Linked DNA regions of Homo sapiens: region 1 is linked to region 2. A link is a contact called in ENCODE Hi-C or POLR2A ChIA-PET data. All regions are on one chromosome and are shown on one strand. Each heading gives the region's core, a stretch centred on a gene start or an enhancer-like site at or near the end of the contact. The rest is flanking DNA. Distances are from core to core; before and after follow the strand shown.

Region 1 (3,930 bases), core at 514-3,013, 36 kb after region 2:
TTTTTGTTGTTGCTGTTCTAAGCCTTTCTGGGAAAACCCACATGCTGCAAAATACAGGCTTAAATTCATGAAGATATTCAGACTTCAGAATACATTTTACAAGCAGGTGAAAATTTTCCTCTCCCTTACTAATCTCCCTGTGGAAAATTACCAAAGACCTCAGTGGGGACCTAATTGAAGGAAAAAGTCGTTGTCATCATTAAAGTTATTGCCGTGACTGTAATAATCACTTCTTCAGAACCCGGTTCTATGTGGAAACTAAATGAGTAAACAAGTTGCCCATGAGGGAAAGGAAACCCTTCCAGCTGTACATGACATGTAGTTGATGAACTTGGTTCAATCTGGGAGGAGAAAGGCCGGTGGAAGATAGCGCCCCTGACTCCAATCCTACCACCAGTTACCCGTTAGCCTCTCCTGGAGATGGCTGAAACAGCATAAACAACCTCCAAACACCCGGCCACTGCAGCCAGCTGTTCTAGAACTGAAAGGACACCAGTTCCTCTTTAAGTCTCCGGGTGACACTCATTGACTCATATGTGTCATAGTTAATATGAATAAGACTTTCCTGGATTAACTTAGATATAACTAAATTGCCCAGTGAGGAGAAGCAATTTTCATTTACAGAAAACTATTACTGACTATAAAACTCTTTACCCGTGACGCTCACTAATTACTGATGACCCAAGGCTGGTGACCATGTCCTTCCCGGGCTGCCCCCACACAGCAGGGGCCCAGCCTCTTCCTCCTCCACTGCATGGAACGAGCAAGCTGCCTGCTGCTCATCTCGCCATGTCTTTCTGAAACCAATAAAACCTATCTGTTTTTGTTCTGCATTCGTGAATGATGCTTGCTGTTCAGAAAAGTGCATGCGTTGGTTGACAAAGTCTAACGAATAAAAAATGTCAGTGTGACTTCATGGAAATGTTGGTTCTCATCAGTCCTTTTCCCCAGATCTATTATTGCAAACACAAAGCGTTTTCTTCTACCGCACTCTGGGAGACTTACTGAAATAATTGTGTCATCGCTCCAGTGAAAGCATCCTCATTTCTGTCCTCATAGGGACTTTGGAGAAACTCAGTTGTCTACTTTCTCAAAACTTTTACTTGAATTGCTTTGCATCCCTAACTGAAATCTTCCAGCCCCCAAGGTCAGGGCTATGATATACCATGGTAACCAACTTCACCTGCCCCTCAATCCTGCCAAGCTTTGGTGAGATTCCCAGGGTGGCGTCCCACCACCAGCAAGTAGGTTCCTGATCACCCCTCTTAGCAAGGACTGTTTCAAACTGTCCCCCTTCTCAGACACCAAGCCACTCCCCCTCCCACTCAATCACAGCAGAAGACTCGGATTCCTATCTTACACAGAAAATGGCTGTTACTGGTGGCTGCCAGACCTGCAAACCTCCTGCTATTTTCCATTCTTTCCTGCTTCCCGCCTTCGTCCTGTCCAAGGCCAAGGTCTCCGTCTGTGCCCTACAGTGCCCACCTTCTCTGAGATCTCCCTCTAGTACAATCTCTTACTGTTGGGACCTCAGCGTCTCTCTTGACCACTCCCTCTGCCCCTCTGCCCGCTCCGCTCCTCCAGCTTCCTCCCAGCTCGGCAGAGCTGTCTGTGGCAGCCACTGCTGCTGGTTCCCTGTCATCCAGTTCCCTTTTTTCTTTTGGAATTGAAGCCCCCTGGGTTTGACTGGCCACGCACTGGTGACTACAAGGCCAGCCTCTCTCACTGGCCAGTGTGAGAGGTCCCACACTGGCCAGTGTGGACCTGAGCTCCCAGGACGCTTCTGAAAAGACACTGCTTGTCCTTGACCCCTTTCCCTTTCTGAGGACTGCAGCATGGACATGAGCAAGTGCACTGCCTTTGACCATGCAGAGGAAGACAGCACCCTGGGCGCAGCAGAGCCACGTGGAGGAGGCGGGCTGCAGGCTGACCTCACACAACAGAGCCACTCACCCCACAGCCCCACCTAATGTCTGCTTGGGCTTTTATGTGCAGGAAAAATAAACCTTCTGTCTTGTCTAAGTCACCGTCATCTGATCTATGTGAAAGCAGCCCAACAAATACGTTAATAAGATATTTTCTGATGGGAATGTAAATTAGTATAGCCATTATGGAAAATAGTGTGGAGGTTCGTCAAAAAAATAAAAATGGAACTACCACATGCTCTGCATTAGTCCATTCTCACACTGGGTAATTTATAAAGAAATTACCCACCCACCTGAGACTGGGTAATTTACAAAGAAAAGAAGTTTAATTGACTCACAGTTCCACATGGCTGGGGAGTCCTCAGGAAACTTACAATCATGGTGGAAGGCACCTCTTTACAAGGTGGAAGGAGGGAGAATGAGAGATGAGCAAAGGGGAAAAGCCCCTTGTGAAACCATCATATCTCGTGAGAACTCACTATCACAAGAATGGCATGGAGGTAACCGCCCCCATGATTCAATTACTCCCACTGGGTCCCTCCCATGACACGTGGGGATTATGGGAACTACAATTCAAGATGAGATTTGGGTGGGGACACAGCCAAACCATGTCATGCTCTAATTCCGCTACTGGGTGTATATCTGAAGGAAAGGAAATCAAATCAGTCTGCTGAAGAGACATTTGTATTCCCACGTCCATTGCAGCACTATTCACAATAACCAAGATATGGAGCCCACCTCAATGCCCATCAGTAGATGAATGGGTAAAGAAAATGTGGCATTTATATATGGAATACTATTCAGCCCTAAAAAAGAAGAGAATCCTGTCATTTACAACATGGATGAACCTGGAGGACACTATGTTAAGTCAAATAAGCCAGGCACAGATAGATAAAGAATGCGTGATCTCACTCATATGTGGAATCTAAAATAGTTGGACTCATAGAAGCAGAGAGTAGAATGGTAGTTACCAGGAGCTGCCGGGATGGTTGGGGAAAAGTTGGTCCCAAGGATACAAAATTTCATTCCAGGTAGAGTGGTGCTTGCCTGTAGTCCCAGCTACTAGAGAGGTTAAGATGGAACGATGGCTTGAAGCCTAGGAGTTCCAGACCAGCCTGTGCAACATAGTGAGATGCTGTCTTAAAATAAAGAAATAAATAAAATGGAAAAGACAAGACAATTTTTAAAGAAGAATACAAAATTTCAGTTAAGATAAATAAGTTCAGGAGATCTACTATACAACAAGGTGACTGTAGTTAATAACATTTTTTTTTTTTGAGACAAAATCTCACTCTGTCTACCAAGTAGCTAGGACTATAGGCATGTACCACCACCACTAGCTATCTTTTTTTTTTTTTTTTTAAATTGAGACAGAGTCTCACTCTGTCACCCAGGCTGGAGTGCAGTGGTGTGATCTCAGCTCACTGCAACCCCCACCTCCTGGGTTCAAGCAATTCTCTGCCCCAGCCTCTCGAGTAGCTGGGATTACAGACACCTGCCACCACGCCTGGCTAATTTTTGTATTTTTTTTCTTTAGTAGAGATGGGGTTTCACCATCTTGGCCAGGCTGGTCTTGAACTCCTGACCTCGTGATCCATGCACCAGTCCTCCCAAAGTGCTGGGATTGCAGGCGTGAGCCACCGTGCTCAACCTAATTTTTGTATTTTTAGTAGAGACGGGGTTTCATGATGTTGGTCAGGCTGGTCTCAAACTCCTGGCCGCAAATGATCTGCCCACCTCAAACTCCCGAAGTGCTGGGATTACCATGAGCCACCATGCCCAGCCAATAATATATTGTATTCTTAAAAATTGCTAATAGGCCAGGTGAGGTGGCTCATGCCTGTAATCGCAGCACTTTGAGAGGCCGAGGCAGGCAGATCATTTGAAGTCAGAAGTTCGAGACAAGCCTAGCTAACATAGCAAAACCCCGTCTCTACTAAAAATACAAAAAAAGTTAGCCGGGTGTGGTGGCGCATGCCTGTAATCCCAGCTACTTGGGAGGCTG
Region 2 (4,413 bases), core at 1,401-3,900:
AAACTTCAGCTTTAAACAGCATATGGCAGGTGTGTGTGTGTGTGTGTGTGTGTGTGTGTGTGTGTGTGTGTAGAGAGAGAGAGAAACAGAGAGAGAGAGAGAGAGACAGACAGACAGACAGACAGACAGAGTCTCCCTCTATCTAGCCCAGGCTGGAGTGCAGTCATCATCGCTCAGTGCAGCCTCAACCTCCCTGGGCTCAGGTGATCCTCTCACCTCAGCCTCCCAAATAGCTGGAACTACAGGTGCACACCACCACACCAGGCTAATTCTTGTATTTTTTTGTAGAGATGGGGTTTCGCCATGTTGCCCAGGCTGGCCTCAAACTCCTGGGCTCAAGTGATCCACCTGCCTTGGCTTCCCAAAGTGTTGGAATTACAGGCATGAGCCACCATTCCCAGCCCCTGAAGTGTCTTTTTGAAAAGAGGAGCCTCTTTGACCTTATTTAAAGTGGACTATGTAGACGGCCCACTTCTCTACCTGCAAGAGGACAACTCTACTGCCACCTCCGCCACACCCCACTGCAGCCTGTCCTAGCAGAAGGGAGATCCTCACACACTCAATGAACTTCTCTCTAGCATCTGAACCAGAATTAAACCTAGCTTAATCCTGGCTCAGAAGAAGTCTTTACTAAGGATTCATCTTCAAATCTGGGGATCAGCATTACCATTTTTATTAAAACTACATTTAGTAAAAACTGTTCACAAATGTTTATCATAAGAAGAATTTTAGAAACTCATTTTTGAGACCGGGCACAGTGGCTGACGCCTGTAATGCCAGCACTTTGGGAGGCCGAGGTGGGTGGATCACCTGAGCTCAGGAGTTCGAGACCAGCCTGGCCAACATGGAGAAACCCCGTCTCTACTAAAAATACAAAAAATTAGCTGGGCATGGTGGCGAGTGCCTGTAATCCCAGCTACTCCGGAGGCTGAGGCAGGAGAATCGCTTGAACCCAGGAGGTGGAGGTTGTAGCGAGCTGAGATCGCACCACTGCACTCCAGCCTGGGCAACAGAGTGAGACTCTTGTCTCAAAAAACAACAACAACAACAACAAAAATCCATTTTTAAGGTTCCCATAAAAATGGGTGAAAGTGGAATTTAAGATCATAAAATCTAATTTTCATGCACAAATACAAACATTCGCCAGACCATCTTTACTGTACCATATGACCATTTACTCGGTCAAAAGGAAATCCACTCATCTCCCTGGATCCCCCGAAGGCTATGCAAGGGGTCCACTGTGCTTCCAGAGTACAGAGGATGCTTAAAGTAACAGATTCCTCAAACTGTGTTGTGGGAAGTTTAAGCGGCAAATGATTAATAAAAGTAATCAATGTCAATGTAGTTTGAATGCTTACAATGATCCTACTACGAGCGGAAACCATTTCCTCATTTCTTTCTTCTCGTTATGAAAATGAGCTCCCCCCACGGGGTTGCCTTGGGCCACCTCCCTTCCTAGGGCGTATTTGCTTATTTGTTTATTTGAGACGGAGTCTCACTCTATCGCCCAGACTAGAGTGCAGTGGCATGATCTGGGTTCACTGCAACCTCCGCCTCCTGGGTTCAAGCGATTCTCCTGCCTCAGCTTCCCAAGTAGCTGGGATTACAGGCATGTGCCACCACGCCCGGCTAATTTTGTATTTTTAGTAGAGATGGGGTTTCACCATGTTGGCCAGGCTGGTCTTGAACTCCTGACCTCAGGTGATCCACCCGACTCAGCCTCCCAAAGTGCTGGGATTACAGGCATGAGCCACCGCGCCCGACCCCTCATGCTTCTTTCTACCCATTCTCAAAATTCTTCAGTGAGGTCCTCCAGGACCAGGAAGGTGCTCTACGGACTTGGGAGGGTGCACTTAATAGGCTAGTTACTGAATCGTGGCCGTTTCCCACTTTGCATCTCCGGCAGCTTGACCCCTACTCCAGGGCCAACTTTTCCCAAAAGCCCAGGCCAGGTGCAGCCTGAACGTGGCTTTCCTCCGCCCCTGACTCTGCTTCCCTGTAAGAGCTGAAAAACATGCACGGCTGTCACTCTAGAAATAATTAGAGAAGTTGCTGATTGTCGAGGGCAGAAGGAGCTGAACGGCTTCCACCTCAGCGCGTTCCCCTTGGTGCTGACTCGCTCGGGAAAGGGGAGTCCTCGGTGCCCTCGCTAAGTAACCCTGGGATGCTGAGGGGCGTTGCCAGGCCCCTGGTCAACAAGAGGGCTCAGCCCCACGCAAGAGGTGAGCCGGGAGCGGATGACACCTGCCCAGGTGACTAGGGACCAGGCCTCCGGCTCAAGGAGCGCATCAGGAGCTGGGGCCAAGGCCGGGGTCTCCTCCCCTTGCCAGCAAGGATGAGAGCACCTGCCATCTGGCCGGCACCCTCCCCTGGGCCCGAGGCTCCTGCCCTCGGAGGGGCGAGACGGGGGAGCTCCGTGGACTCTGCAATTCATGAGACTTCCACGAGGAACAAAGGTCTCCGTGCCGGCCTCGGGTCCCGGTCTCGGCGCCCTGACTACCCCGGGGCCCAGGGCGCGGCGCCCCGGCAGGCACGGAGCCAGAGAGCGGGCGGAGGGCGCGGAGGAGACGGTGGTACCTGTGGGTGGAGACGGCAGGCATCCCTGTCCCCGCTGGGCTGCTGCCTGCCCGGCCGCGGTCCCGGCTGCTGCAGCATCACCCGGGGCGGGGCGCTGACGTCACGGCCGCAGCCTCCGCATCCGCGCGGGGCCCGGAGCCTTAAAGCGGCGCCGCGTCTGGGGCCCCGCGGGCGGGAGGGGAGCCCGGTGTCCTCCTGGGCCCTTCCCGCGGGAGGCCCGTCCCGGTGCTTCGCGCACGACGGCGCGGTCTGCAGGATCTGCCAGGATCCCGGAGGAAAACGTCCCCCCGGCCTCACAGTTCTCACCGTTTTCTTCTGATTTTAAAAGAAATAAATACATTTTCGTGTCTTCATGTATAAATAGATACCCATGTGTTCGCGGATACGTGAATGCCGCAGTGCGTGTGCCAAGCCTGTGCCCATGTGCGCAGTGGGGCAGCCGGGCCTGCTGGAGGCGTCGCGACTCTGGGCCCGGAGCTGTCCAAGGCACTGGGGATGCCGCAAGAACAAGGCAAAGTTCCCGCCCCTGGGGGAACTTTGTAATGTAAGTAAATACATAAATACTTTATGTATTTATTATTTACTTCATTTTTTAAAATACAGAGAGGCAGGGCCTTGCTATGTTGCCCAGGCTGGTCTCGACTCCTGGGCTCAAGTGATCCTTCTGCCTCGGCCTCCCAAAGTACAGGTGTGAGCCACCGCACCCGGCTGCATGACATTTAAGAGAGAGACACACACACATTAAACAAGACATAAAATAAATGGTATGTCAGAAGATGGCAATGCCCTAGAGAAGGGGTTAGGGAGTGTGGGGCTGCAGAGGCGCTGGCCTTGCAGGTTTCTATCAGGTTGTTGGCGAGTCCTCACCTGGAAGGTGACACTAGAAGGAGGATTTGCGGAGCAGGCCGGGCACGGTGGCTCACACCTGTAATCCCTGCGCTCTGGGAGGCCGAGAGGGGCAGATCACCTGAGGTCTGGAGTTCGAGACCAGCCTGGCCAACATGGCAAAACCCCCATCTCTACTAAAAATATAAAAATTAGCCACACGTGGTGCTGGGTGCCTGTAATCTCAGCTACTCAGCTGAGGCAGGAGAATCGCTTGAACCTGGGAGGCAGGGGTTGCAGTGAGCTGAGATCGTGCCACTGCACTCCAGCCTGGGCCACAGAGTGAGACTCCATCTCAAAAAGAAAAGAAGGACCTGAGGAGCTAGGGGGGCCAGCCAGACTGACGTGTGGGGAAGGTCACGCCAGGCACTGGGAAGAGCAAGTGCAAAGGCCAGGGGCAGAAGTGAGCTGGGCTGAGTCCAATAATTACGGATGAAATAATTATGCAGCTGGTAGTGGAATAATAACCCCAGGGAAGCGCTGCAGAGTGGGGGCACGGGGCCCTGTGGAAGTTTACCGCGGCGGATTCCACCCCATTGGGAGGGTCGAGGGCTCCTCAAGGAGCCCTACCAGGCCAAGTAGAGAGAACAGCATGTCCCACACAGAGGGCTCAGAGAGCTCTGCACTGGCAGAGCTCCGGAGGGGAGAGGGCCTGGAGGCACACTGCAAAGGAAGTGGAGGGGGACAGGGATGCAGAGGCCTGGGAAGGAGGTGAGGGCTGGGGAGGTGGGACAGGCCCAGGTGTGGCCTCTTAGGCAGTTGCCAGTTTCTAAGAGCAAAGAGAAGCCTAGAAAGGTTTTATGTAGGGGAGTGGATGGCATGAATCCTATTCACAGTTAGCAAAGATCATAAAGCTCAGAGTGAAAACAGATTGGAGGGAACCAGGGGACCACATGGGCGTACCGGGTGGCACAGGTGGGAGAGTTGGGGGTGTTGGTAGAGGGAGAGAGG

What was found. A loop is a pair of places that touch in the nucleus more often than their neighbours do. ChIA-PET counts read pairs that join two places held with the same protein, here RNA polymerase II (POLR2A). Pooled maps may share reads with other maps.
Region 1: a pooled map shows a loop between it and region 2 (7-fold over the local background). The contact joins the enhancer-like site here to the promoter of SLC45A1 in region 2. A Hi-C loop is called at or near these places in 1 of 168 maps with a recorded cell type or tissue (breast epithelium), 4 of 37 single-sample maps with no recorded cell type and 4 of 50 pooled maps. POLR2A ChIA-PET finds 5 or more read pairs at or near these places in 5 of 52 experiments (HepG2, K562, OCI-LY7 and 2 more).

Annotation. Positions count from the first base shown.
Region 1 is chr1:8,279,989-8,283,918 of GRCh38, reverse strand. The region is part of intron 1 of LINC03154 (long intergenic non-protein coding RNA 3154); the gene reads right to left. Among named protein-coding and RNA genes, the nearest start is that of LINC03154, 23 kb to the right of the region's middle. Within about 2 kb of position 1,763, at least 4 of the 41 ENCODE cell types and tissues checked have a DNase peak (open chromatin) inside an H3K27ac peak, as active enhancers do.
Region 2 is chr1:8,316,351-8,320,763 of GRCh38, reverse strand. It overlaps SLC45A1 (solute carrier family 45 member 1), which reads right to left and starts at 2,650. Exons shown (of 9, transcript NM_001080397.3): 1 at 2,578-2,650. RefSeq lists a silencer at 2,541-2,820.